2 separate regions of the Homo sapiens genome follow, and region 1 is linked to region 2. Evidence: chromatin loops called from intact Hi-C (ENCODE). Cell type or tissue: heart right ventricle. All regions are shown on one strand. Links, peaks and the distances in the headings refer to the core of each region. The heading gives the core; the rest is flanking DNA.

Region 1 (15,588 bases), core at 2,853-10,852, 410 kb before region 2:
CTTGGAAATAGTTGCTTTCCATAGTCTCAACTGTATTGTGTCATCTCCTGATGCTGATTTTTGATCTTTTGTTTTATTAAAAATAATTAGTGAAAGAGGTGTGCCTATCTGTGAAGTTTGTAGTACATCATCCTGAGGTCATGTAACAAGTAAACCCCAACCCAGCGTTCCCTCCTACGTTGTGTTAGTTCATTAAAACTAAATAATAAAAATAACTGTAAGAAAACCTTAAGGACTGGGGTTAGAGATTATTTTCAGGCACTAAGGTCTCTTCTGTATTCCAAAATTGATTGAATCAGCTGGGAGAAACATTGAGAATCGCTTCCTTCAACTTTTATTTTGCAACATGGGGACCTTGAGAGGTTAAACGATGTGGCCCAGATTACATGTAATGTGAGGAGTGGGCGAGAAGGCCTAAGGTGATGCTCTCATGACAGTTCTGGGGAAGCCTGCAGTTTGGGGAATGGGACAATGTGACAAATACTCGCCATTCCCTGAGACCATTCATTGACTATTCCCTTGATGGCTTTACTATAATGAGAGGAAGCATCAGTTTAAACATAAAAAGATTAGTATTTATCCATCCATTTATTCATTCAGCAAATCCTTATTGAGCCCTGACCATGGGCCAGTCTCTCTGCCAAGCCCTGGGGACACAGTGATGAAAAAACTGGCCACAGTTTCTGCTTCCTGCCTCATTCCACTTGCAGTGAGCGGATATTAAATTGGCCATAAACACCGAGTACGATGACCTTACAATCCGCAAACTGCACCTTTCATGTGTAAAAGGATTGCTACTACTTTACTTGTCAGCTGTGGATTTCCAAATGTGGTGGCTCCCTCTTATTTTTTTTTCTTTGAGGAGTGTACCAATTTTTTATCTTTATAAACCAGGTAAGGGAAATGATGCCCTTGCCCATTTTCTACAGACCTAATCGATTTTTACCTAATCAGTTTTACAGAAAGGGTTACATGGAAGAAGAGATAGGGGCCAGGAATGCAAGAGGGACATTGGTGAGTGGGGTAAGAATCCCCGTAGCCCTGGGAAAGGTGTCTCCACTTCCACATCTGGCTTTTCTAGGGGGCATCTGTGCTAACTGACCTGGGATTATGTTGGATGGCATATGACTGCAAATTCAAAGAAACCAATTTATAATAAGTTTATAGTAAGTTAAAGGTTTGTTTTACTCTCATGTGAAGGGAATCTGGAGGAAGGAAAGCCAGGGCTGGAGTGGCTGCCTTTGATCATGGGAGCACACTCCTTCTGCCCGATCATTGGGAGCACACTCCTTCTGCCTGATCGTTGGGAGCACACTCCTGCCTGATCATGGGCGCACGTTCCTTCTGCCTGATCGTTGGGAGCACACTCCTTCTGCCTGATCATGGGAGCACACTCCTTCTGCCTGATCATTGGGAGCACGCTCCTTCTGCCTGATCGTTGGGAGCACACTCTTTCTGCCTGATCGTTGGGAGCACACCCCTTCTGCCTGATCATTGGGAGCACACTCCTTCTGCCTGATCATGGGCACACGCTCCTTCTGCCCGATCATGGGCACACGCTCCTTCTGCCCGATCGTTGGGAGCACACTCCTTCTGCCCAATCATTGGGCTCACGCTCCTTCTGCCCGATCGCTGGGCTCACGCTCCTTCTGCCCGATCTTGGGCGCACGCTCCTTCTGCCCGATCGTTGGGCGCACGCTCCTTCTGCCCGATCGTTGGGCGCATGCTCCTTCTGCCCGATCGTTGGGAGCACGCTCATTCTGCCCGATTGTTGGGAGCACGCTCCTTCTGCCCGATCGTTGGGCGCACGCTCCTTCTGCCCGATCGTTGGGCGCACGCTTCTTCTGCCTGATCGTTGGGCGCACGCTCCTTCTGCCTGATCGTTGGGCGCACGCTCCTTCTGCCTGATCGTTGGGAGCACGCTCCTTCTGCCTGATTGTTGGAAGCACGCTCCTTCTGCCTTCAGACTCCTTGATTTTTAGTGCAGTTTCCATCACTGAGGCTGCCTCATGGGCTGAGATGGCTGTTGAAGCACTGAACCTCACATCCACAATTCAGGCAGGAAGCAGAAGGAAGGGCAATGGGCAAAGGGGCTGTGCCTTGCAGCCGATCCAGCCTCCCTTTGCTGCAGAGGAGGCAGGGAAATGCGGTATTTACTGGGAACATTGCTGCCCCTCCTCCAAATTGAGGGTCTTGGCTCGAAGGACAAAAGCCAGAAAGGATAGGTGGATTAGTGCTTCTTAAACTTTTGCGTGCATCAGAATCACCCAGAAAGATGTTAAAACTCACTCTTCAAGGCCCCATCCCCAGAGATTCGGATTCTGGGGATTTGGAATCTGGGGTGGGGTCTGAAGAATCTGCATTTTTTAACAAACTCCCAGGTGACATAGATGGCATCAATTCTCAAGCCATATTTTGAGTAGCACTGACACTCTTCCAATAGGTGGTACTTTGACTTGTCAGGGAAGTTCTATTGCTCTGATAACTTAAAACCAACCCAACCAGAAGCTCACAAAAACTAGCAGCCTGTGAAAAATGATCACCATTTTCCTAGAGCTCCGAGACAACTAGTGGTAGTGCAACAGTAACCCAAAAATGTCAATGAAAATATTTCCTTCCCCAGAAACTGCTTGGTTTCACTCAGGTCCTGTCCTTATGGGCCTGTGTCTGGTTGCAGGGCTTGAAGTATTTCGGAAGCTCAGCAGAGGTTGAACCCTTTCCCCTGGGGGTTGGTGATCTTTGTTTTGGCCATTTCCACCTGGTGAAGATTTTCATAGACAAATATGCTTGTGGCATCCTGTAATTCATTGTGCCTTATGATGGACCTCTGATTCTATAAGCTTCCCCCTAGCTAGGGATGCACGGGGGTGATCAAGACATGACTAGATGTGAACCTGACCTGCAGACAGTCCACCTGAACGTGCCTGGAAATGTCTCCCGAAAAGGATGAAAAGCCTCCTCCTTTAGACAAGGAAGACAGAGTGGAGCAAATTTCTCTACATAGATCTCATTCGAAAACAAATTTACAGAATGCAGAATGGCTACTGTGTGTCTTGTGCTATGCTAGGTCTCTCTCTCTCTAAGTGGACTCTGACCCTGTCCAAAACATTGTGCTTTTGCATGTAGCTGTGTCGCATTTAGGCCCAGCTCTAAGAACCGTTTGGAAATAAATCACATAGAGCCTTTGATTGTGAGGCAGGCTTAAAGTACATTTTGTTTGATTTGCAGAGGCATGGTGAGGAATTTATATGCATGGCTGTTGTGGCAGCAGCGAGATTTCCAAAAAGATGAATGATGAAATGAAACAGACTGAAGCTATCTCACAAATGTTAAATGGAGAAATAAAAGTTGTTATAGTCATTGCTAATTACAGAATGAGCAAGAGATTTATTTAGCAGGACCATACTATGCCCCCTGGAAGGTTCAGTTTATGAGCTGGAGCACAAGGATTTACTGTCATTTCACCTGAAAACACACATTTAGCTGTCCATTTACCTTTAATCCTACAGGCTTAAAATACTTTAAAATTTCAGAGACCATTAATATGTATTCCTTTAGAAAGCAAAGGTCTTTCAGAAGCTGTCCTCTACCAAAGTTAATGTGGTCACCACATTTGATGATTTTGCTAGGTAGGGAGGTTTATTTAATCACAGCTACTGTCACTCAGGAGGATGAGCCATTTAAAAATGGTGGCCCTGTCCTCCACTTCTTACCTACCATATATAATCTCAGTAATTCAGATTTCTCTAAATCAGCATTAGTGATCATTTCAATAGGGTATGAACAAAAGGCCTATAAAAATAGCTTTCCAATTCGCCACCAAAAATGCAAAAATGACAAGTAAGTGAGGTAACGCATGAGCTAAATAGCTTGATTTAGTCACTCTAAAATGTGGGTGTGTATATATACATACATATATATACACACACACATTATGTTATACACCATAAATATATAGAAGTTTTACTTGTCAATTAAAACTATAAATAAAGTGGCTTTCCAGAAAAATTAGATATTGGACTCTATCACAAAGGAATTGCATAAAAATACTTACAAACATAACTATAAGCAATTGATGAGCAAATTACAAATGACTGTTTTTTATTAAAACATTCCTCCAAAAGAACGGCAAAGCAAATCCCATAGACACCCAAAATACTAAAAGTGACAAAACAATACTTCTTTAAAAATGTATTTTATGATCTATTTATTGATATTCTAATGGTTTTAAGAAGGATAATTTTCCAAAACCTAAATGCTACACATTTTACAGTGGCAATATCAACCTTATCATGAGCTAAAGATTTGCAATCAGAACATTGGTAGAGTGCATTGCTGAGTTATAACAAGTGTCTCAGGACGAGGATATTTGGTAGGTATCCTTAAATATATAGATGCTTACCAGTAGGTTTAATAGAAGATTTCTGAAAGGTAGCGCAAGTTTTTATTTCATTATTTTTATTTTTATTTTTTTGAGACAGAGTCTCACTCTGTCATCTAGGCTGGAGTGCAGTGGTGCAATCTTGGCTTGCTGCAATCTCCACCTCCCAGGTTCAAGCGATTCTCCCACCTCAGCCTCCCGAGTAGCTGGGATTACAGGCATGCGCCACCATGCCTGGCTAATTTTTGTATTTTTAGTAGAGACGGGGTTTCGCCATGTTGGCCAGGCTCGTCTCGAACTCCTGGCCTCAAGTGATCTGCCCGCCTCAGCCTCCCAAAGTGCTGGGATTACAAATGTGAGCTACTATGCCTGGTCCCAACTTCTTAAAATTAAATTTTGGGGAAGTTCATGGAGATATTTTTGACATGTAAAAGTAGAAAACAAACCATCCATAGTGTGTGCATATATACACACAAGGTTTGGTTTAATATACTTGCTGTGCACTAGTCAGTTTTGATTCAGGTTACATAAGGGATAAAATATAGAAAGACATTTTAAAGTTTGAAATATGTGCTAAGTAGTTAGAGATTTGGCAGTTTTGCCACATTTCAAATGGGCCAAACATTAAAATAACTTATCCATGAATTTCAGGTTTCAAGGAAGGAGGAATATCTGACTATTTTTTTTTGTGTGTGAGATTTGGTCTCAGCTTTTTGGTCCATCTGAATCCTGGAAGTCCCCAACTCTACCAGACCAAAAGGGTGTCTCTATTTTTTGTTGTTACTTCTCTGTTCTTGATGTAATGAGTTAAGTAGATGAAAGAGATTAAGGTGCAGGGAAGGGCTCTTAAAAGTTTAATGTTTCAGCTTTCCATAGTCATTCATACTTGTGAATCTTCTTCCTCTTCTACTTCAAAGTAGCCAAAACTTGGAAAGTTCAAATTAATCTTTGGGCTCCAAAGAGCAATTCTGAAGGATTAACAGGTTTCATTCTCTCCAGTGGGAGGTGGCCTAGACAGGTGCCGGTTTTGGGGAGAGGTGAGAGTACCCAGATGTGGGTGACTATTTCCTGTTCTTCCCTGAAAGTCAGGCCAGTGGTCTCGAATCATTCCCACAGCAACTGCTACAAAAGTGACTATCTTAATCCTTTGGCTAGATGGGATACCTCTTCTACCTTTTCAGAGGTGAGCTGTTGAGTAGTAATGTCCGCTACAACACCACGCTCCCGGAATGGTGGTTCCTAAGAGCAAAGTCAGTTAATACAATTTCTCCAGGTATCCAGCTATCTCCAGGTGTGCGGTCCTGTGAAGCACTCTAAGAACTGTAAAAAATATTTCATAGGTATAGAAGGCATTTGTAATACTGTTGGTTCAAATGTGCTGACATGTAGCCAGTGGAGGAAGATGTTTCTTTGGAAGCCTGCCATCTTTCTGTAACGCACCTTCAACCTGAGATAATTAAGAGTCATTACGTTTCCCAGTCCCATGTCACATTGACCAGTCCTGTGGTCCTATGGCTAAGCGGAGGACACGGCCACAAGCTGTGAGTCATGAAAAGGAGGGTGCAGGTGATAGGCAAAGGGACCCATTAGCCAGTTTACAATGACTGGCAACTGACCAGATAGAGCTTACCGTATGTCCATGTAGAGTTGCTCATATTAGTCTGTAAATAATTCTATGCATAGTGAATGCAGCTTCTGAATTATTAAACTGATGCTATAAATGTGAACTGACAAAACCCACTTTTGGTCTCTCTTCATATTTTTCGTGGTTTCATTTATCTCTCCCTTCAGATGTTTTTCCATCTGACTGTCACTGGATAGTGGAATTGCTCTGATTACCGATGCCTTTTTTGTTCTTTGGTATATTAAAATAGTAGTAACAGTTGATCTGGTGATTGGTGAATACAGTTTAATCTTTAATACCTTGTGATCCAGATATTTAACAAACACACATGAAATTTACTGAATGACAAGAACTGTGATAAAGACTTTTAAAGCCTATCCCCTTTAACCTTCATAATAACCTAATGAGTAAGTGTTATTTTCTTCCCTTTAGAAGTGGGGAAACTGGAACACAGGAAAGTCACTTGTCAAAGGCCAAATAGCTACAGACTGAGTATTCCTTATCCCAAATGTTTGGGACCAGAAGTGTTCTGGATTTCCGGTTTTAAAAGATTTTGGGATATTGGCATTATACCTACCAGCTGAGCATCCCAAGTCTGCACATTTGATATCTAAAATACTCCAGTGAGCTTTTCCTTGGAGTACACGTTGGCGCTCAAAAAGTTTTCAATTTGGGAGCATTTCGGATTTTTGACTTTTGGATTTGGATTTGGAATGCTCAACCTGTTTTCAGAGTCAGAGCCAAGTTCTGAATGCTCATCACCTGGCATATAGTATGGTATAATCACCCCACCAAACCTCTTCCAAAAGAAGCCAGGGTCATCTGCTGCAGATGTTTCTGGGCCACTAGGCCAATATTAACCAAATTATTATAGACACCATCTTAATGTAGAGGATCCCACAAGACTGTGACCTAATAAAACCCTCATTTTCCCTATGCATTGTGACTAACACAGTATTTGATACGTAGTAGGTCTCAATAGATGATGAATAGACCGATGAATGAGCACATGAGTTGAATGGTGAGGAGCAAGTGAAGTGTCATATGTAAAAGAGTTAATTCTCAGATTGATTCAAATGCGGACTTAACACTGCAGCTGTAACTCTGGGTCCGGGTCTTGGTGGCTCCTGCTTTGCTGAGCTTTAAAACTTTAGTAACCTGATGATGGAGAGATCTGGGGGGTGCAGAGGAGGGACCTGGTTCTGGAGTGGTGATGCTGGTTGTCAGAGGGCTGAGGGTGGTGGCCTTTTGCTAACTGGTATGGAAGCATTTCGGTATTTTAACAAGTATGAAAGTAGCTATGTGAATTTGCCAAATAGAAATCTTGGAGGCCAGGTGCAGTGGTTCACACCTGTAATCCCAGCATTTTGGGAAGCCAAGGCAGGTGGATCACTTGAGGTCAGGAGTTCGAGACCAGTCTGGCCAACATCGTGAAACCCCATCTCTTCTAAAAATACAAAACTTAGCTGGGTGTGGTGGCACATGCCTGTGATCCCAGCTACTTGGGAGGCTAGGGCAGGAGCATCTCTTGAACCTGGGAGGTGGAGGTTGCAGTGAGCTGAGATGGTATGTGAGTCTTGGTTGGACACAAGAAAATGCACTCCAGCCTGGGTGACACAGTGAGACTCTGTCTCAAAAAAAAAAAAAAAAAGAAAGAAACTTTAGAAGCCACAAGAGGTCAGCTCCAGTGCAATATCCTCACCTGATGATGTTTTCCAAGCTCCTACCAAGGCTGCTGAGACACATCAGTAATTGAAAAACTTTGTGGAGTTCGGTTTCGTTTCAACCAGGTATACTTTTTTGCTTTATTCCCATATCAACACTAGAGGGCAGTAGCTACCTTGACGATGTAAACCAGGCTTCTCCAAGGTTGGTGAGCCCTCTCTCCCGCCTTTGCCAAGGGGAATGAACGGCTTTTGCGAAGCATGAGTATTGCCCCTCTGTTGTTTACGATGGGTCTGAATGTGGAGATGATTCCAGAAGGCATTTGCTGGAGGGCCTGGGATATCCTTTAACCGTTGATAATATGCTCTTATCTGAAAGATGGAAACTTTCCCATCAACTTTAGAGGAATTGTGGATTCAGCAATCATTTATTAAACATGGGGATGGGGACACCCTTCACCATCTTAGCAGACGACTGGCTTTTAACCCATGCTTATTTAATTAGGACTTCACCATTTACTGTTGCTAGTTAATTTTATATAGGCAAAAACCTCTTGGTGTCCCCTGGGAATCTGTAAGGACAATGTGCTAGGAATGAGAATTCAGAAGGGAGTGTTGGTTTGTGTATTCACAAGGTGTCTACTCAAAGATTGAACTCTTCCATACGTGGGGTGAAAGTTCCTGGCATTAACTATATTAAATAGTCACTGTCCTAGCTGAGCTCAGGGGAGCAGATGTTTTCAGCACAGGATACATGCAAAGGCAGTAAAATGTACTAGGAGAAGTTCGGTTTGGAAGCCCTGAAGTTCTTGACTCCATCCTTCACTTCTGAGATCTAGGGAAAGGCTGTGAGAGCCTGTGCTGGTTGCTTAACCTCATTTTCCTTATCTTTAAAACAGAAGCGGCAGACACAATGGCTGTAGGGTCTCTCCAAGTTTTGATTTCTACAGTAAGAACAATATCACTTGGGAATGCATATAAAGCAAGACACAGAAATAGAGTTTCCTGTATGTGAGTCTTGGTTGGTCACAAGAAAGGGAGTGCGTGCCCTGTGAGCTCTGTTTCGTTTGGAGATACTTGACAGGGTGCACCGTGCTTTGATTACTCCTCGCCAGTGCTTTCCACAGAGGGAGCGAGAGGCAGGTGATCTGCCAGTGTAATATGAAAGGCAATCTAGGCTCAAGGCTAGCTTAAAGGGAAAAGGAAAAGGAGGTATCCACAGGGAAAATGGGGTTAGTTTTATATTCAAATCTCACCTGAGATGCCAACAAAGTAATGACAGAAAACTGCATGTAGCTACATCAGTGGAGGCTAAAAGAAGATAATCAGAGATACTAGGAAGCAACCTACTGCAGGAGGAGAGAGAGGGGGGAGGGAGGGAGAGAGAGAAAGGGGAGAGAGACAGAGAAAGAGATGAAGAGAGAGAGGGAAGGAAGGACAGAGAGAAAAAAAGAGGGAGAGAGAGAAAAAGACAGAGAAAGAGATGAAGAGAGAGAGGGAAGGAAGGACAGAGAGAAAAAAAGAGGGAGAGAGAGAGAAAAAGAGAAAGTAGAGAGAGAGGGAGAGAAAGAGGAAGGGAGAAAGAGAGATGGAGAGAGAGAGAAAAAGTGAGAGAAAGAAGGAGAGAGGGAGGGAGAAGAAGGGAGAGGGAGAGAAAAAGAGAGGGAGAGAGAGAAAAGAGAAAGGGAGAAAGAGAGGGAAGGAGAGAGAGAAAAAGAGGGAGGAGGAAGGACGGGGGAGAGGCGGAGAGGAGAGAAGGAGAGAGGGAGAGAGAGAGGGGGGGATAGGGGGAGACGGGGACACTGGGAGAGGGGAGAGGAAAAGAGATAGGGAGATTGACTCATGGTTGGAAGGTCCTGGGTTTAAATCCTGGCTCCACATGGGTAAGCGTGGGCAGGTGAGGGAGCTCCCTGAGCCTCTTTTTTTCTCACCTGTTGTTCATAAACGTGAGTTGCCTCTCCTGTCCTTCTTTTTCCTTGAATCTACAGTTCTAAGGAAAAAAAAGTGTTTCATGTTTCATGCATTCAATAAAACTTTTTCCCCTGGAGCTGAATAAGTAGAAAAGGCACCAGAAAGCGTAGCGAAAGAACGAGGATACTCTAAGTCTGGCTTGAAGGGACTGGACCATTTCCAGAGTGTTCCACAGCCAAACATGAGCACACAGAGAAAGCAGACCAGAAAAGACAGACAAATGACGGACCTGGAAATTATCTTCATGTGAGTCCTGGTGTGTTTCCTGAAATGGACCTTCCTGGCATTTGTTTGCATGACAGAATTCTTTTTCGCTGGAGTGGAAGAGACACCAAATAGCAATGGTGATGATGTGGAAGGATCACCTTCACGTGACCTTGTGGGGGGTAGTTATATCAATGTGGTGAACCAGGGCAGGTAGAAGAACATGGAAAAAACACATGCAAATGTTTGTCACTCCTTGTGAACTTTCAGAAATAACCAGGTGAAACTCCTAATGGAATTAGAAATCCTTTATGAATAGCCAGGGAAAAACACTAGGAAGCACAGGTGATTCCTGTAAGTGAGACCTAGTTTCTAGGAGACCACACGCTACGTAAAGAATGAAGGCAATTGGAATTTCTTCCATGGAATAGAGATGTAGGGAGACTGAGTGAAGTTTAGCAGAAATGATGCCTCTTTCAAAATTTTGTTTTTCAGGTCTCATTGAGTCTGAGTTAATACGTGAGACACCAATAGGCTGGTTTAGAATTACATGTCTTCATGATTTCATCTTTATGTATTTACTTTTTGGGGTTGCCTCATATTAAAGAACTTCAACTTCATCATTTTGTTAAAGAAACTTCAGCAAGCAAAAACATAGACTATCCACTAATCTTGCATAAAAAATCAATATTGCATTTGCATCGACTTCTCAGATCTAATTTACACTGCATATAGAGTATCCCCCAGTGAAGCTTAGCCCAAAGGAAAGAAGGTAAAGAGAAGAGGAAGAGAATGACTTAGATGAGGAGGACAGAAGAACGCAGAAGGGGAGGAGGCCGGGTCACGGATCAAGGCCAGGTCAGAAGGGGACAGCTGGTGGTACACACAGAAGCAAGAGGAAGGTCATCATCCGAAATTCTAGGACTGCAGAAGGAGGGTGTGTTTAGAGATTCTGATTTCTCCAACGGGGGAAGCAGAAAAAGTCCAGAATCTTAAATAATGGGCTTGGGTCAGCCTCATGCATTCCATCAGGTCAGAGGGAGACAGGGTGTGTGCCTGAGGATCCAGGCAGAGTTTCAGGTGGTATAAATCAAGCCCAGTTGATAGTAGTTGGAGAAGATTCTAGAGAAGGAAATAGGAAATTGCATTCCTGGGTCAGAAACGGGCAGTCAGGTCTTTACTACTATACCCTCAAGAAATGACTGTGAATTCCAGGACGGCGTCTTCCTATGCTCTGCCCTACCCATTACTTACTCTCCTGCAGGGTATTAGATACTTCCTGTGCACCACCCCATGTGCTCTTGGCTTTGCCTCTTATTTAAATGGCTGCAGCTGTGGCAGTCAATCTACACAGGCTTTGACAAGCTTCCTGCAGCGTGGGCCTCACGGATTTTTGACACACAGCATGGCACGCCCAAAGACGTGCTCAATACTCACAAATGCTCAGCTGTGAAGTGGAGGGGAGCTTATGTCTCTTGGGGGACCCCTGGACCAATGAGGGGCAGGAGCTGATCAATAAATGCCTTCCTTCCCTTTCTTACTCCGGAGACTTGGCTGTGACTTCTCAGGTGATTCCATGAGATGTAAGTGGCCCCAGAGTGAGGGCCCATTGGAGAATGCAAATGCATCCTGGTATCGGCTTTCTTTGCTTCCTGCTCTCTCTGTCCTCAGCCCTGCTGCCTGGAATCACCCTTTCAAAGAAACTTACTCTCACATAAGCCTCTATCTCAGGCTCTACTCTGGGTAACCCAGGCTAGAAAAACAGACCAAGAGAGTGAGAAGGAGATGGAGATGTCTTCCTTGGAGGGCTTCTTGAATTCAGCAAGTCGGGGCAGGAAACAGGGGCTTCTCAGAACACATGGTGAGACTTCCCCATCCTTTGCTTTGGAGGGTGGTGAGTACCTGGGGCAGGTACTTCTCTGGCTAATGATACTCCTTTTATAGGAGACATTTTTTCTGCTCTTCAGAGATCATTTCACATAAAAGTCAGACTTTGGGATTTAAAGTCCTACTCTCTTTTCTAGACCAATGACTCCCTATTTCTCCATGGCTTCATTTTAAGACCCAGTGTGCACATTTGCCCACTGACTTGGTCTCCTGCCCCTGAATGTGGATCTATTCTTTAATATCCCCCTGAAATCAGTCTCCTGCGAGCTGGCTGCCCCAAGCCAGGTGTGGCCTGACTGATGCAAATACAGGGGAATTCTTGCCTCTGGTAGTTTGAGATTCAGTTCTTGGTCAGTTAATGGGGACCCGGATTATAGAATGTCTTTGCTTTCAGGAAATTCAATGACTGTGTTGGAAGCACTAATTACCTGCCTTAAAAACCAACATTATTAGCCAAGAATAATTATTACTGCAAGGAAAAGGAAAACAATCAGGAAGGAACACATCTTTAAGGCCACTTTAAATTTCAACTCACCTTCTAGCGGAGGGGGAAAGGTGCAAATCCTTATTCTCCTGTCTATTAAAAAGAAAGTCTTCAACTGTAAGCAATCTGCCACTGAATCCCATTTATATTTTTTTACCTTTGGTGTGAATAGCAATTAGATGTAGTGACAAAAACACAACATGTGGAGGTTCATACAACTTTGGTATTTGTTATTTTAAGTTCTTTTTCAGGATATAAACGATTGGAGTTTGAGTGAAGTTATGGTTGGTGGGTGAAGCATGTGAAGTTTGTGTGTGTGTGTGTGTGTGTGTGTGGTGGGGGGTAGCATAGAGAGGCTTCATGGTTACTATGGCTACACCACACAACGCCCCTGGCAACTTGAACAGGGTGTAAGGGCAACAAGCAGGGGGAGTTGGAAAAGCATACAAATGAAATCAGAGGGGTTTACAAAATCCCAAACTGGAAGACTGTATTTCCTTAAATACCTCTACCATCTGGGCACATTCTCTTTTAAGATTCTGTACTCCAGATGCATTTTTGTCAAACAAAGCAGAGTTATCTTTAGTAATATAAAATTAAGGGAGCAATGGCTGAGTGTAACAATTCTAAAGAAACCTTGGGATCGGCCATACAGTGATGCCTGATTTAGCTGGCATTGTTGGGTCTCGGTGCTACATAGATAAAATAACCCCTGTAATGGGAGCTACCTTGTTGAACTAGGATGGATGGGTGGGTCCGTGGGAAGATTCTCTTTATCATTCTCCTTTAATCTGCCTCCAACGCTGCACCTGCCACATCTCTTCTAGGTCTGCCTTGGCCCTGAAGCCCACCAGACTCTGTGGGGAGATAAAAGGAAGGAGGTGAGGATGGAGGGTGACGTTGACGACTCTAATTCTTTCTGATTTGCACTCTCCTCTCTCCTTCCACACAGGCCTAGCTCTTGGGTAATCGGATGGAGGAGAGGATGAAAGCAAGTGAAACTTCCTCCTACCTTCAGGCCACAACAGCCAGATAATCTCTTGCTTGTGTGACATACAGTTTGTGGTTAATTCACTGCTTACCCCTCTTTGTCTATTGCTCCATCCTTTTTTCAACTCAACAGAGACTTCTGTTTTTCTCTGTTTTTAAAAACTTAATTTTAAAAAGTTTTGTGGAGGTAAAATCCACATAACATAAAATGAACCATGTGAAAGGACAGGTTGAATATTCCCTTGTTTGAAACACTTGGGACAAGAAGTGTTTCAGATTTTGGATGTTTTTGGATTTTAGAACATTTGTATGTATACAATGAGATACCTTGGGGATGCGACCCAAGTCTAAACATGGGATTAATTTATATTTAATATACACCCTATACGCATAGCCTAAATGTAATTTTACATAATACTTTAAACAATTTTATGCAGAAAATTAAGTTTGTGGTAAGTACTTTACGTGCAGAGTTTTCCACCTCTGGTGTCAAGGTAGCACTCAAAAAGCTTCAGATTTTGGAGCATTTCAGATTTTGAATTTTTGAATTAGGGATGCTCACCCTGCATAGACTTCACTTGCGTTTGGTACATTCTCTGTGTTGCACAATAATCATCTCTATTTCATTCCAAAACATTTTTACCACCTCAAAAGGAAACCTGATACCACTGAGCCATCACTCCCCACTTCCCCCCTCCTCCGCCCCTGCCAACTACCAAAACTTTTAATTGTAGTATAAAATACATGCAGAACAATGCACAGGTCATATGTGTGCAGCTCAATGACTTTCCACAGGTGGTCACACCCGGGGTCCCCTGAGCTCAGATCAAGATGGAATCTTAACAGCTCCTCCTGTGGCCCCTCTCACTTCTAACCCGACTACCAGAGAAGCCACTATCCTAATCATGGATTGTGTGTGTGTTTTTGAGCTTTCAACACATGGGCTCCAACCTTATGTTCTCCTTTGAATCTGGCTTCATATCTTCATCAGTATGTTTGTGTGGTTGTGGTTTGCTTATTCTCTTCATATCTTCATCAATATGTATGTAGGATTGTGTTTTGCTTATTCTCATTACTGTATTGTATTTCCTTGGGCAAATTTACTCCAATTCGTTTGCTGGGTGAATATACTTCACTTTACTTATCCATTCTATTGTTTTGTGGTGCCTAGTTTCCCTCTTTAGGACGGCAGGACAAATTCCCCTGCTGTCTCAGCGGAGGAGAGCTGCTTGCCCAGGGTCACACTCCTTTGCTGGGCAGCCCACATCCAGTGCTGATTGACATTGGGGCATGAAGGTCTAGCCCCATCACCCTAACTTGGGACAACTAGGAAGCGCTATCCCAGATTCAGAGCTCTCCCGTGGGGTCAGCTGAGGCCATGATGACCTGCATTGCAGCCCACCCAACTTCTCTCTGCCCAATTCTACTCTCTTCCCTCCCTCCACGGGTGAGGATTCTGAGAGTTCTTTAATTAATGTCCTTCACGTGAGCACTGCTTTCTGGGTAGCAGTGGGGCTTTGGATCATTTGTAATTTTTTGCTTTCACAAAGTGGTGCTGCTATGAACATTCTGGTGCAGGTGTTCTGGTGAAGATGTGTGTGCATTTCAGTGGGGTATGTATCTCAGAGTGGAGCTGCTAGGTTTTAGAATTAGCACTCACTCGGCTTTAATAGATAGTGCCAAACAAAGTAAAGTGGTTGTACCAATTTACCTTCTTGTCAGGAGTTCTAGTTGTTTCACATCCTCCCCAACATTTAGTTCTCTTTTATATGTTAGCTAGTATAATAGGGGTGTCATGATATTTCAATCAATGAGTTTTTTTTTTTTTTTTTTTTTTTGAGATTGAACCTCTCTCTTGTCACCAAGGCTTGAATGCAGTGGCGCGATCATGGCTCCCTGCAACTGCCTCCTCCTGGATTTGAGTGATTCTCTTGATTCAGCCTCCCTAGTAGTTGGGATTACAGGTGTGTGCCACCACGCCCACCTACTTTTTGTATTTTTAGTAGAGACAAGGTTCAGCTATGTTGGCCAGGCTGGTCTCGAACTCTTGACCTCAAGCCATCCACCCACCTCGCAATGTGTTGGGATTACAGGCTTGAGCCACTGTGCCCCGCCTTTAATGTGGTTTTAATTTGCACTTGCGTTGCAGCCTATATACTTTTTAGGCACCTCTCTTGAGCCATTGGGCAGATGCCCCTTCTTTAAAGACTATATATTTTTTAAGAGCAGCTTTGGGCCCACAGCAAAATTGAGAGGAAGTATAGAGATTTCTCATATAACCCCTGCTCCTACATCTGCACAGTCTCCCCCCATTATCAACATCCCCCAACAGAGTGGCACATTGACACATCAGTATCACCCAAAGTCCACGGCTTACATCAGC
Region 2 (15,588 bases), core at 3,636-11,635:
TCTGTTCTTTCTTTCCTACTTTTGGGGCTGTGGAGTTGTCACAAAGGGAGTGCCTCTTTGCATGCAAGGGATGAGAAGGTCTGCTAGGTTTGTCTTTGCCATCTGCCTCTGCACCATTCTAGCATAACCCCTACCAAGGCCAAAGCAATTAGATGTTCAAACTCTTCCTTTTTAAGCTTTATTACAGAAGTGTTCAAAGCTCTTACATCTTCCCTAGAAAACTGTTAAAACTCTTGTCACATTTCTGGAACTCCTTTCCCGTGGGGACCAGCCTGCCACTGAAATCTCATTCTTTCAAGGCCTGACAGTGCCATATTGGGGTCTGGATGGAATCCAGAATCACAGAGACACTTAAAAATTGGGAAAACTTTCTGGAAATAAAGTTAGCTAAGGGATTTTTGTTCTTTTTAATCTCACTAAATGACATCTCTTGTCACTCAGAAGGAGAACCTGGGAGCTTCTTTGTGCTTACACATCTTCATTAAAAATTGAAACTTGAGAGCCCAGTGAAATTCATTTCTTTTGCCCTCACTTCTCACCTGCAGTCCCAACTATTCATTTGTTCAGATATGTATTAAGCACCTGCTGTATGTCAGGCTCTGTCTTGGGTGCTGGAAGCATGGAGAGGAAAGAGACACTATATCCCTTGGCTGTCCCATCAAAGAGCAGAACACAGTGGGAGGAGTGGCCCCTGGAGCTGTGCAATTGGAAGAACCACGAGACCTTAAGGACCTCACTGACTAGACCTGCACTGCCCAGTATGTAGCCCAGCCCTGGCCACCTGCAGCTATGAGCACTTGAAATGTGACTGATGCAACTGAGGAAATTCATTGGTCATTTTCTTCAATTTCACTTAATTTTAGCTTAAAAGTGAATACTCAATTCCATTACTGGAAAACTTTTACATATGCTTGGAAGAATAAGAATGTGAGTCTTTTTTATAAAGCCTAAATATCATGAAATCTAAGTACAGGTCAAGCATTTCCAAGGCAAATTTAGCATCTTAATCAAGATGTGCTATAAGCATAAAATACACACTGGATTTATAAGACCTAATGTAAAAAGGAAAATGAAAAATGTCCCATTAATAATTTACATATGTATTACATGTTGAAATAATAATACTTTGGATACTTTGGGTCCAATAAATATTTACTAAAATTAATCACTTGGGACTTTACCTTTATAAAAATGTGGCTACTAGAAAATTTAATATTACATATGTGGAACATGTTATATTATTAGTGCCCTAGCAGAAGAAATAGATAAGGAAAATGGAAGTTAATTGTATCAGGATGAGTGTGAGATAGAGAAGTAAGGGACAAATAGGTGGAGCATCTTATATGGGGGATGTATAGAAGCTCACAGGCCTAACAAAGTAGAGAAGAGAGAAAAGAAATGTTCCAGTCATACATGTGCAAAGACACAGAAGCAGACATGAGCCTCCCACATCTGGAACGTAAATGAATTGCAATTTAAAAGAAAGTAAGACTGGTGATAAAAGCAGGGTCAGAAATGGAAGGACCTTGTACACCAAATAAGGGTCCTGAGGTTAATCCTAGAGACAGCGAGGCACCGTCGAGATGCTTTGAGGAAAGGCATGGCATGGTCAGAGCTGCATGTAAAACGCCCTCCCTGGTGGTCGCGTGAAGAATGGGTTAGAGCAGGTGAACTGGAGACTTTCTCTATGTGCACAGGCAGCAAGACAGAAATCCGGGGATCCAGTGTTACCCCCTGAAGGAAGGGATGTTCCATGAAGGAGGAGAGGAAGGAAGGCAGCAATCCAGATTGCTGTTCATGCTATAGGTAGGTGAAGTCAGCCATAAATAGGAATCTTGAGTAAAAGAAGAAATATTAATGTTCATGTAACTTCCTTTTCTGAAAAAGATCTAGTTCCTCTTAGTATAAACCAAACCTGTGAAAACAATCATGTATATTTAGGAAGTCAACACTTAGACAACCAGAGAACCCTGAAAATATGAGTTTCTGACAAACCAAATCAATTAATGTATACCCTATGATATGGAAAAAATGCAATTATGAGAAGAGGAAAAAAAAACTGGCCATATTGTGAAAACCAATTTTCCAGGATTGTGTCCAGCCTCGACATCCTTCTGATCCTGTGTATTTGACTGGTCTGTGTGGTCAGGCCTCGCTTTCATGTTTTTTAACTTGGGACCCTTTGGGCAAATGGCTTTGAATACAAATATTCCAGATCTTCCTTGGGACTGTCTCATTATGCTCTGACTTCATTATTGGCTCTAACCTCATTTCATTACTAATTTACATTTACTTTCCTACTAGGAGGTCAGAGTTTTTTTTTTAAATAAGGAAATGTGAATTGGTATATTTCTGTTTTTCCGTTAAGCACCTACCACTTAGGAATTGTGTGTCATTCTATGCCTCCTAAGGATGGTTGAATGCATCAGAATTCGAAATGTTTAAAATGCCTCAGGCTTCTTAGAAGAATACTGTTCTGGGAGTAAAAAATAGAAATATACGTTAATAAGTATCACAGAAAATGCTCCGAGTTTAATCATCACAAATGGTATTCATTACATGGCAGCAGCATGGACTGGTCTGGGAACAGGAGTCAGGAGGCTGGGTCTCCCAGTCCCACTGTGCATTTGGCCTCTGTGCCAAATGGGCCATTCATTGATCGCCCTGAGCTTGCACTCCGTCGTGTGTGAAATTAAAATAACAATATCTGCCCTCTATACTCCCACAGGGCTGTTGTGATGAGCGGATAAAATTCCTCCGTAAAACCAATGGAGAAGTAGACACTTTCAGCTGTGCATCACTAGACATGGCCAATTTTTGACGGTCATGATGGTGATTATGGTGGTGTATGTCATTGTTGTTTAATCTCTCCAAAGCCAGCACAGACCTCAGCATATGGTCTATTATAGGTGCTCAATAAATATTGTTGAATGGAGCCATCATTTCCCAGGGGGTTCTTTTCATGATTTTTTTTTTTTTTTTAAGAAATCCTTCTTTCCACCATAAGCTTCTTCTTTCATGAATTCTTAAAGCCATCTTCCTTTGTCTCCATAACACCTTAGCCTCTGACTTTTCAGGGCTGGCTTTCTATGCTAATTTTTCTCCCTGCCCCTCTTTGAAAGCTCCCTTGTGGATCTAAGGTTGCCTCCAACTTGATCTCATCTATGTCTTTCTCTGTTTGCCTAGACTTTGCTTCTCATTCCTCCCAGTTTGAGTTCTAGGAAATCCGTGGCCTCCTTCTTTTTTCACACGCCCACAAATGACTTTGAAAATTTTAGTCCTCACTTAAACACTTCTTGCTGCTTTCTCCTGCTTCTTTTTTTCTCCTGTAAATCTTTGCCTCGTTGTCAGTGAAATTCTCTTTTCTTTTTTTATGCAATTCAACCTCCGCATCACTATAATCTTTCTCATCATATGGTTTCTCTGTTGGTTAAACCCACTATTTTGACACAGTTTATAGACCCTTTCCTTCCTCACCTTCAGTGGCTCAGCTTTGATTTAATGCTGGGTTTCACATGGATTGTTTTCTTGGGGGCTAGAACCATTATTGATGCCATGATATTTTATGGTCACAGAGTATTTAGTCTCTAAGAACCTCTACAAGCATAATGAATTTTGGAAAGGGCAAGAGAGATAAGACAGGCCACTATTTTAAATACACAATTGGTGTTTCTACAGGAAACTTGAATGGCATCACAGTCTATTCTCTGAAGTGTTAGTTAGCCCTTTGTCTCACTAGACAGATTGCATTTTAGGACACAGGAGTTTGTATTCTTTCATCTCTTTATTCTACTTATTCACTACTTTGCTCAGCATTATTCCATTGTTCTAGGCCAGTGATGTGAGTGAGCACAGTAAACCAAGGACAAAAAGTGATCATCATAGGAACAGTTAGTTACAATAGTAACTATATTTCTTCAGCCTTCACCAGATAAGCCAGGCACTCTTCTAAACACTTTATGTGTATTAACTTATGTCGTCCTCACAGTGACCCAGTGACACGGGCACAATTATTATCCCAATATTGTATCCTAATATGAGAAGTTGAGACACTGAATTTAAATAACTTGTCCAAGTTACACTGCTAGTGAAACTGCTAGTCCATTGATGAATTTCTACTCATCCTTCAAATTGCAGCTCATTCAATACCTCTTAGGAAGATCTTTAATTACCCCCAAACAGCTTGAGATACACCTTTCTCTATATTTCTATACATGTGCTACTTTGTGCTTCTTTATTATTAGCAGTTACCATATTGCATTATCATTCTTGCTTTATTGCATTGCTCTCTGTAGACTGTGATTATCTCCAGGGCAGCGACTCTTATTGTATAGAAGTTATATTATAGACCTTTATATCCAGAGTAAGTGGATTACCGTGTAGCAGATGCCCAGTAAATGTACAGATGATGAATGAAAACATGAATGAACAAATAAATAGGACCAACCCATGATCTGCCTTTCAACTATTTTAAATCACCTATTCTAATCATAGATGTATCAGGGTTTGATTTTTAAAAACAGAATCAAAATGAGTAATACAGAATGAGAGAATGAGAGATTTACTATTATGAGAATTAGACCTTAAAAAACTGTGAAAACTTATTAAGCAGTCTATGTAAAGCTATTTCTTCTATATTTGAGGTTAGAGCTGAAGTCAACAGTGGAATAAATCAGAAAGAAAAGATGGACACGAAACAGAGGAAGCAAGGACAAACTGGAACCCATGAGAATGAATCTGGACATACTTTTGTTTCCAACCTCAATGATGCAGGTCATACTGGTGCCTTTTACCAGGGAGTTGTATGTATACCTTGGCCAAGATTCAGAGAAGTTGACGAAGGAAATCCTGCACAAGCTGAAGGAGAGGTAGGCTTGGCAGCGGCACTATGCCAAGATCATGAGTGACGACAGTGCCTAATGATATGACTCTTAACTTCCAAAACTGGGACATATTTCTGTCTTGGCCAACCCCAACCAGGGCTCACTGAACAGGGAAGGGAATTCCAGAAAATGTAGTTCTAGCTTAGCCAGGTCGACACTGCACAAAGCCACCACAAGAAATATACTATCAGTAGCCCACCTGAAGTGAGACCTGAGACTCATTTTGAAATTTAAGTTTTCATCTGTTAGTGCCCATCCAAATGAGGAAGAAGAAAATGGAAAAAAGGATCCATAGAATGAAGTCACCAAGATGGGTGTAGTAGATTGTATTATTGGCTCCAATTTCTCATCCCTCTCTGCTTTCACAGCTTTAATGGCCTCATTGTGGGCAGGTTGTATTTTCGTGAGCCTTGACTTTGGGCTTGGCCATGACATTTACATCAGCCAATAACACAGTGAATGGTTTCGAGCCTAGTCCTTAAGAGGATGCACATGTTTCACCCACCTTCTGGCTCTTTTGCCATCTCTGGGAGAACATGCCCAGGATAGCCTGCTGGTCCTAGGAGAAGTATCAGAAGCACGTGGAGCAGAGCCACACCAGCCCTGTTGCAGATCCATGAGCAATGACAATTCATGGTTGTTTTAAGCTCTGTGCTTTGGAGTTGTTTGTTACACAACAATAATTAATATAACTCAAAGCAGACAGAGGAAGGGACTAGTTGGAGGCCTCGCTCTGAACAGCCAAAGCTTAGCATTTGCAGAAGTATCAGTAACAACAGTTCTGTGTCTAAGCCTTTGCAATTGGTTTTTGTGCGATGAGCCATGTGGAGTAGGAAGTGCAGTTCTTGGGGGAATGAAAGTATCTCTGTCGTGGGCCATCTCTAGACACTGGTGACTGCACAGCTGCTGCATAAGCAGCTTCTTCTGATGGCTCCCCATCACCTCCAGGATAAATGTCAAATGCCTCAAAGAACGTGTAAGATTCTTTTATGACCTGGCCTCCTCTTATCTTCAGAGACCTCTCTGTAGCCCCCCCTATTGTTAATCCTCTTTCACACCATAGAGTTCTCCTTGCCTGGAATGTTCTCGCTGTTCTACCTAGCAAGCTACTGCTTGTTCTTCAGAAGCTACCACAGATGTGCCATTTTATCTGCAGATTGCCCACTCTTTAACTACTTCAAGCCCCCTAACCCACCCTTGGGCAGAGTTATGGCTCCTCCAAGTACTGTCTTGGCTGTGTTGCTGCCTCCTCTATTAAATTATGACCTCTTGTAGGCAGGAACTATACCTCCTTCACTGCTACATCCTGTAGCATTTAACCAAGGAGCCTGGCCCTCCCCTGGAAAGGTAAGCAGTAGATCATAGCTATTGAGATTCAGCTGCTAAGATACTTTTCTAGAGGACAAAAGATTTTCTCTACTGAGGCAGATACTGTTATCAGAAAAGGTGACCTACTAGGGTTTTGTTGATAGTCACTGGATGCCAAGGCAGAGATATGGAGTTCTCACTTCTTTTTAGAAAGGAGGTCAGCTGAGAATAAGAGAAGATTCTGAAACTTAAAATATACCTAAAAATCTCAAACATATAAGATGACTAAATTCCTATCTAATGAAAAAATAGCTTAACAGCACCCTATGTTAAATGGGCCACTTAAATAGATGCTGACAAGAAATGTGCTTATCAAGGCTTTCACTTGGTTTCAGATCCTTCTCTTTCAAATATCTATTTTATTCTTTTTCCAGAATTCTGACTCATTTCCCAAACACTGCTCCTTAAGCTTTCAACCCTTAAAAAAGCTGAAGCAATGTTTTTTTCCTTCCTAAATTGACATTAGAGTAGTCAAAGCAACGTTTTGGCAAGAAAGCATTGGGGCCATCTCTTCTTTCAGTTTCGGATTTGGCAGAAGGAAGTGCTGTCTCTCCTTGAGCTTCAGGCTCTTGCCCTTATCTAGGCTTAATCATCTCCCACTTCAAGGGGCAGCCTTACACCATATCCAGAAGTGTCAATTCTCTGAGCTCTCTGAAAGTCACACATCCACTTGGTGTTTGAATAGGCACTACCAACAGAGGGCGCCAGACGGAGACTGTGCGGCTGCAAGAGAGATGAGTAACTTGCTCCTTTGTTTCCTTCCAGCTTGTGACAGTCTCCTTCACCTTGCTATCTTCCCCTCCGCAGCAGCGGTTTCTTCCTGTGGCAACAGCTGAAACTAGTTTTTTCACTATTTGCAAAAAGCAGCTGATTGCTCTCTTCCAGCCCCATAGAGCCCAGCTGCAACCAAGCAACAAGGCCCCTGAAGGATCTGAGTTTCAATTCACAGGATTCCTCCTCGGAGTTTCTACGTTTAAAAAAACTTAAGATCTTCCCTTTGTTCCTCCAACCCTGGAGGAGGTTGCCACTTCTGCTGTTCTGACACCTTGAAACCTTTGTCTTTTTTTTTTACCCTCACTTAACTAGATAACTATTTCATACCCAGATAATAATTCTTTTATTTTTATTCTTTAAGTTCTGGGGTACATGTGCAGAACGTGCAGGTTTGCTACATAGGTATACACATGCCATGGTGTTTTGCTGCACCCATCAACCCGTCACCTACATTAGGTATTTCTCCTAATGCTATTCCTCCCCTAGCTCCCCACCCCTTGACAGGCCCCGGTGTATGATATTCCCCTCCCTGTGTCCGTGTGTTATCATTGTTCAACTCCCACTTATAAGTGAGAACGTGCAGTGTTTGGTTTTCTGTTCCTGTGTTAGTTTGCTGAGAATGATGGTTTCCAGCTTTATCCATGTCCCTGCAAAGGACATGAACTCATCCTTTTTTAGGGCTGCATAGTATTCCATGGTGTATGTTCCAAATCGTGAGTGAACTCCCATTCACAATTGCTACAAAGAGAATAAAATACCTAGGAATACAATTTACAAGGGATCTGAAGGACCTCTTCGAGGGGAACTACAAACCAGTACCCAGGAAATAAGAGAGGACACAAACAAATGGAAAAACATTCCATGCTCATGGATAGGAAGAATCAATATCGTGAAAATGGCCATACTGCCCAAAGTAATTTACAGATTCAATGTTACCCCCTTCAAGCTACCATTGACTTTTTTCACAGAATTAGATATAATTCTTGATGTTAAATTCTCTCTGTTAAAATAACTGGTGTGCTTTTTGTCTCCTTATTATACGCTGACTGACACAGGTTGAAGTCTGAAAATATTTCAGCTGCCTGTTGTCTCCACTATAGGGCTTCATAGGGTACCAATGTCCTTGTTAGGATGCTCTGACTGGCAGGACCCCTGGGCTTTCCTGCAGAGCCCTGCATCACTCCTCTTGTAGTGTTTTCATACTCCTCACCCAGTGTCTTAGCTCAAACTGCTACAGAAATATATCATGGCCTGGATGATTTAAACAACAGAAATGTATTTCTCACACTTCTGGAGGCTGGTACTACAAGATTTGGTTTCTTGAGAGGTGAGAGCTCACTTCCTCAAGACTTCCTTACTGTATCCTCACATGGTAGAGAGAAAAAGAGCCAGCAAACTCTCTTTTATCTCTTCTTATAAGAACACTGATTCCATCATGGAGTTTCCACCCTTATGACCCCATCTAAACCTAATTATCTCCCAAAGGCCCCATTTCCAAACAGCATCGCACTGAGAGTTGGGGCTTCAACATAGGGGGTGGTGCATAATTCAGCCCATAGCACTCAGTCACCACTCAGCCCCGATTCTGCCTCTGGAAGTTCCATGCTCAAGTACCCAACACCTGCCCTTGTATCATAGTTCACAGCCTAGGCTTCTGCTCTGGTCTTCCTCAAGATTTTCCAAACCCCTAAGCCTATGTTAACTATATTAACAACTGGTTCTCGTAGGGGGAAAAGTTCTGTTTTGAAGCTTTTCCAAATTTCTGTGGTGTGTTAATACTCCTACCTTGGTCAATTTCACTGAAGACAGAATTGGGTAGAGATGCGCAGTAGCAGTATAATATATTTATATATTGTAAGATATATTCATTACATACGTTATATATTAGTTATATATATTATATATTAGTTATATATAATATATATTAGTTTTGCCTTATAGTTAAAATAGACGTACGGAATCTCAAGAGCACAGATAATGGAAAAATATAGTAAAATAACTAAAAATGGTGAGTTTTGAGTATTTTTCTCTATTTTTACTAATTTATTTAATTGCATGTTTATTTACTTTGAGTTTTAATGGTTTTGTTTAACAACCAGATCACAGAATTTATAAAAAATAACAACTGGCTCTTACCAGCCAATAAAAGCAAGTTCACCTAGACCACTGGTCAGAGCTGCACCCACAAAGTGTCCCCATTCCCTTGTGTATCTGTGGAACTCTGGGTCTACACAGAGCAAACACAATGTGAAAAACACATCCCTGGGGTCCAGTGAATCCAGGTTATTATTCTACTTCATCCCGTCACCACAGCCACACATCTCAGAAGTCAGTCAGTGATCTCAGGGAGCAGCCGTAAGGTATCCAATTGCAGATGCTCCAGAACTCCAGGAATACCAGCCTCTTGCTATTAGAAGGTGATACAGGGCATCCCTTCTTGCTTTGCCCAGAAGTACCTGCGTTTTCCTTTTGTGAAAAGTCATCAGCTGACTTGAGCAAGAAAATAGAGCAGAAGACAAATTAAAGAGAGGTAGGAGCAGGGGACGATTTAAAGTGGTGGAATTTTCTACTCTTGGCAGAGCAGAAGCCCAGGCTGGGAACTATAGTGTAAGGGTGGGTCCTGGGGACTTGAGCATGGAACTTCCACAGGCAGAATGGGGGCTGGAGGGGTGACTGGGTGCTTTGGGCTGAACTGTGCCCATCTGCCCCAAATTCATATGGAATTTGAACCCCTCAGTGCAATGGAACTTGGAAATTGGGCCTTTGGGAGGTAAGTAGGTTTAGATGACATCAAGGGTAGAAGCTCCATGATGGGTCCTAGACATTGGTCAACCTTGAAGAAGACCTACCAACTTTTTTACTGCAGAACTGTACATTTCCCACAAATCTTGCAAAGATCAACTTATCTTTTCAGCAAAGCGTGGTCTCCCAAACTCCCCTGAGGTCTTGACCCTCTCAGGGACTCAAAACCAGGAATCGGAGTTCAGGTTCAAGTGCATTTCTCTCCTCAGGACCCACTAATATCTCTATCGCCCTCACTTACCATTCCTCGTTCCAATCCTTTCCACTTAATAGTTCAGAGGCACCTGCATTTCCCTTAAGGCTGGGAATTTTGGAAATGAAAGCAAAGCAAACTTTCTGCCTGCCTTCCCCGAATCAATAGACAGACCTTACCTGTTGAAGAGCAAAGGAGGGAAACTCAAAGAACAAAGGCAGTTAATATTTGTGATGGTTTCTATAAATCTCAAATATTATAAATATTAACTCTTATGATTGTAATGTGAAATCTTGTTGAAATTATTGGTGCACTTATAATGAAAGCCTTTGCATTGGGCTCCCCACTACATCAAATGTCTTACCTGAAATATTTACATATACTTGTTCTATCTCAGGGATCTCTAAGGTCAAAATCAAAGTGGCTTGATTAAAATCATCAGAGGCGTTTGAACCAGAGTGACTCCATCTTAAACGGGGCCTGGGTAAAATGAGGCTGAGACCTGCTGGGCTGCATTCTTAGGAGGTTAGACATTCTTAGTCACAGGATGGGATAGGAGGTCAGCACAAGATACAGGTCACAAACACCCCGCTGATAAAACAGGATGCAGTAAAGAAGCCAGTCAAAACCCACAAAAACCAAGATGATGATGAAAGTGACCTCTGTTGGTCCTCACTGTTCATTATATGCTAATTACAATGCATCAGCATGCTAAAAGACACTCCCACCAGGGCCATTACAGCTTACAAATGCCATGGCACTGTCTGGAAGTGACCCTATATGGTCTAAAAAAGGGAGGAACCTTCAGTTCTGGAAACTCCTCACCCCTTTCTCTGAAAACTTATGAATAATCTACTCCTTGTTTAGCATATAATCAAGAAATAATCATAAGTGTACTCAGTCAAGCAGTCTTTGCCACTCCTCTGCCTATGGAGTAGCCATTCTTTTACCTCTTCTCTAATAAACTTGCTTTCACTATATTCTGTGGACTTGATCTGAATTCTTTCTTGCATAAGATCCAAGAACCTTCTCCTGGGGTCTAGATTGGGACCGCTTTTCAGTAACAAAATCACAAAATGGAAAAATGTTGGCCAGACTTAATACTTGAATAATAAGGTGTCAAGTTATAACCTTGAATTAATTCCAGAAACAAATTAGTTCCCGACAGTCATTTAAAATGTCAAATTTGTCTTGCTAATTTGCAGACAAATTAGCAAGTCAGTTCAGGTCTGTTAACAGTTAACATTTTTAAATATTTGCCACATGCTTAGCACTGGACTAAGTGCCAGTTACCCAGAGAAGCAGTCACTATTTTACACCCATTTTACAGATGAGTATATGAAGGCACCTAATTTAACTTGCTGAGGGTCACAGTTAGTAACGGCAGAGATGGGAATTGAACCCATCCAGTCTGGGTTTACAGCCTCTTCACTTAACCGTTGTGCAACACTGACTCCTTTAGTCTACGCCACTTAACCCTGACTGCCAAGAATTTTCTAGAGTCTGAAAGCTTCAATAAAAAAAGCTTGAGACTCTCCCTGCCTCTACTCTCTTTTCCCCTCTCCATACCTGTTTTTACTCCTGAGTTCACACAGCCTATTTGATTTTGAAGGTTCAGTCTTCAACTCAGAAAACAATGAAAGTGCTGCCATCTACTTAATGACCCCTTCAAATCTCTTGTGACCCACGATCTCACACATGAAAGAGTCTATGCCGGATGCTTGAGTTTTCCCAAAATAATACCAAGGGCTAATGTCCATGGGGTGCCTCCCATGTCCTCGGATGTGTCATATTTTCAACATATGGTAGTCAGTAGCATCATTTACCACATTACCAACTTTCACTCTCACAACTACACTGAGATATAGGTGTCATTATCGTCACATTTACCCACGAGGAAACTGAGGCTCAGTAAAGCTTAATTGCCCTGTAAATGTCTCACAGCTAGTAAATGATGCAGCTGAGATTTGAACTCTTGATGATGCCAGGCTCTGCCATAGCCAGCTCCTCACTGTAGTGCTCGGCCTCTTGGAGTAATGATGGAGAGAGTCCCCAGGCACACATTGCGTGAATTACACTTAACTACTGGAGAGCCTTATTATGCGTTTTCATCTTCTTAGTGCTTTCTAATTAAAAAGGAGGGGAGTGGTGATCTTTTTGCTCTCTAAGTTCTGTTTCCTCTGAGTGGAAAGCAGAGGGCCCCCTGTGACAGACTTTGCGGAATAGACCTCATTGTATCGAATCAGCTGTTTAAGTGCAGAGTTTTCCTCTGTCCCTTTTTACTGGAGAAAGTTAATTAACATCATAGCCACTAACCACTTACCTATGCTTAGTCTTGATTATGAAGAATATGGGAATGTAGTTAGTCGCCTGAAAGTCTAAAAGTGTGCTCCTATTGTAAAAGGCTTTAATTAATAGGAGTAATAACAATATTAATAATATAATACTCCTTAACATCAACTGGGTGCTTGCAAAGAGCCAGGTACTCTGCTAAGTGTTTTTTTTTATTTAATCCTCCCAAGAACTTTAATTTGAAGCAGACACTATTATTTTTCTCTTTATATGGACCATAAAGAGTCCAAAGTGAAGGTTACTGTGAAAATGAGAGATCTGAGACAAAAACCCAGGGTGCACAACTTGAGGGCCGGCAATGAGCCTCGATGTTGCCATAGCATCCGTGTCTGAGGCAATAGGGATAATAAATCATTTCCTTTTCTATTGTGCCAAAATACTCCTTTACTCATGCAGAACTCAAAGTCACGAACTCTAAGAAATTGAAAAAAGACACGGCCATAAACTGAAGTTACTGACCATTTGACTGTAACTAAGGAGACCTTTTCCAGACCCTTGAGTTTGGGTAAATGGTAGCTAAGCCCAAAGCAAGTCACATTCATCTTCCCAGCAGGTGCCCCTCTGACTGAGACTTAGGCAAGGCAAGGGTTGGTGGCCTTGAGCGGCCGAGTGCAAAGCTGGCTGAGTGGTACAAATGATCAGCTCTTCCAGATAAGGCTGGTCCTGCACGGTACAGATCCTCCAGGACCGATGCTCAGGTGGGGTGGGAGGTGGAAATTAGACAAGCAATTGGAATCAGGAGGCTCCTGCTGAACGCTGATATTTACGGGCACACTCAGGCCCCTGGCTGTCTCCTCTACCTTTCCCCAAACCCCTTCTTTTTGTCCTTGTATTCATGATTTCACAAACTGTTTTCTTTCCCCAGAATATTTGTGCATGACCATTAAATACCCTTCTCCAACTCCTGAGACCCTTTTAGCCTCAGCTTTAAAACTCATTTTTTTTCATGGAAACCTTTCCTGACCCCCAGATGAGGTTAGAATCCAGTGTTCCTGTACCAAGGAATTCTCCTTTATTTCACAGTGCATAGGGCAACTGTGAATATTTATTTGTGGATTTTTGATTGAATGTCTGCTGTCAGTGCTTGATTGTAAATCCTATGTCTTATTCTATCTCTAGCCTGGCACGGTGCTGGGCACCTGATGGGCCCTCATAAATATTGATGGTATTTGTGTCCCAGGGCTGTGCTAACAAAGTACCCAAAATGGGGTGGCTTAACACAGCTGAAACTTATTGTCTCATGTTCTGGGGGCTGGAAGTCTGAGATCAAGGTGTTGGCAGGGCCATGCTCCCTCTGATAGGTCTAGAAGAGAATCCTCTCTTGCCTCTTCTACCACTGGCCTTTGCTGGCAATCCGTGGTGTTTCTTGGCTTGCGCATCACTCCAGCCACATGGCTAGCTCCTCCCTGTGTGTCTTTACACCATCTTCTCTCTGTTCATGTCTGTCTCTGTGTCTAAATTTCCCCCTTATATAAGATGTTTTAGTCACATTTGCATTACTATAAAGAGTACCCGAGGCTGGGTAATTTATAAAGAAAAAAAGGCTTATTTGGCTCATGGTTCTGCAGGCTGTATAAGCATGGCAGCAGCATGTTCTTCTGGTGAGGGTCTCAGGAAGCTTTTGGTCATGTCAGAGGTGATGGGGAAGCAGGGATGTCACATGGCAAGAGAAGGAGCAAGAAGGAGAGGAGGAGGTGCCACGCTCCTTTAAACAACCAATTCTCATGTGAAATAACTAAGTGAGAACTCAGTCATTACATACAGGATAGCCCGAAGCCATTCATGAGGAATCTGCCCCCATGACCTAAACACCACTCACTAAGCCCACCTACAACATCGGAGGTCACATTTCAACATAAGATTTGGAAGAAACAAATATCTAAGCCATATCATAAAGACAACAGTCATATCAGATTAAGGTTCACCCTAATGGCTTCATTTTAACTTGATTGCCTCTGTAAAGAATTTGTTTCCAAATAAGGTCATATTCACAGGTACTGGATGTTAGGACTTCACATATCTTTTGGGGAGGGGACATAAAATAACCCGTTACAAATTATTAAACTAATAAACATGTTTGGACATACCTCTTAACCTTTCTCTGCTATAGTTTTTCTCATTTGCAACATGATCATAATACCTGTTTCAATCCCACATAGATTTCTGAGATGGAAGAAGTTAATGGCAATAGCATATAACATTCTTCTGCCCACCAGTAAATTTGATTTGACTGACCAACATGTTTTTGAATATTTTAAGTATAGTTAGACCAAATTATAGGTGATATCAGAATAAGTTCCAAACAGCTGGAGAGCAGAAGTTATATAATACACAGAGTCGAGAATGTCTACACCCAAATCAGGCATGTGGCATGACAAGTGCAGTTACTGTTGGGGTAATGAAAGTGACTGTAAGAGAGGTACTGGAGTTAATAGCAGAGACTGTTGGTTCAGAAAGACCTGGGTTAGAATCCTGGATCTGTGGCTCATTTTAGCTATGGAAATTTAGTCCCTCTGAGTCTTAGTTTTCTCATCTGTAAAATGGGTTAATAAGCCTTTAATAATCCCTGCCTAAGGTGATAGAAGAGATTGAATGACGTGTTTTTATACATGTTTAGCAGTGTCTAGTACATAATAACCATTCACTAAATGGTAGAATATGTCAGAACCACATATGATATATATTTGGACTGTGCTAAAATTCTAGCCATGAAATTGCCATAGTTATGTGGCAAATTGGAAAGAATAAAGGGATGATCTACGGTGGCGCCTACCTGTAACAGATCTCTCAGGCCCTCAGCAGCCTCTTGGTGCAACCAGGGGAGAATCATGAGAAACCTTCCTTTCTTCTGTGTTTCTTTCTTCTGCTAGCAGCAGACACCCAAGAAAGGCTTAGAAACTAATGACAATAAATTGTGTCAGTGGTGGATGTCCTTGATATGGTTTGGCTCTGTGTCCGCATCCAAATCTCATGTTGAATTGTGATCTCCAGTGTTAGAGGTAGAGCCTGGTGGGAGGTGATTGGATCACAGAGGTGGTTTCAAATGGTTTAGCGCCATTCCCCTAGTGCTGTCTCGTGATAGAGTTCTCACAAGATCTGGTTGTTTGAAAGTGTGTAACACTTCTCCCTTTGCTCTCTGTCTCTCCTGCTGGCCATGTAAATATGTGCCTACTTCCCCTTTGCCTTCTGTCATGATTGTAAATTTCCTGATGCCTC

Evidence for each region. Hi-C counts contacts between places; a loop is a spot of excess contacts. Peaks named below come from ENCODE experiments on the same cell type or tissue, not always from the same donor. Only the 100,000 strongest peaks of a DNase experiment are listed, where the experiment ranks them.
Region 1: a loop joins it to region 2, with 6 times the contacts of the local background. A loop is called at or near these places in 43 of 110 quality-filtered maps.

Annotation. Positions count from the first base shown.
Region 1 is chr15:91,295,189-91,310,776 of GRCh38, forward strand. It overlaps SV2B (synaptic vesicle glycoprotein 2B), which reads left to right. Exons shown (of 13, transcript NM_001323032.3): 13 at 1-7,377. Among named protein-coding and RNA genes, the nearest start is that of CRAT37, 160 kb to the right of the region's middle. In heart right ventricle, for the core only: a CTCF peak has its summit at 7,824 (motif pointing right); DNase peaks (open chromatin) are centred at 7,886 and 9,807; H3K27me3 peaks cover 651 bases.
Region 2 is chr15:91,699,671-91,715,258 of GRCh38, forward strand. It overlaps the pseudogene TRY-GTA12-1. Among named protein-coding and RNA genes, the nearest start is that of SLCO3A1, 150 kb to the right of the region's middle. RefSeq lists a silencer at 12,780-13,014. In heart right ventricle, for the core only: a CTCF peak has its summit at 6,942 (motif pointing right); a DNase peak (open chromatin) is centred at 6,951; H3K27ac peaks cover 623 bases.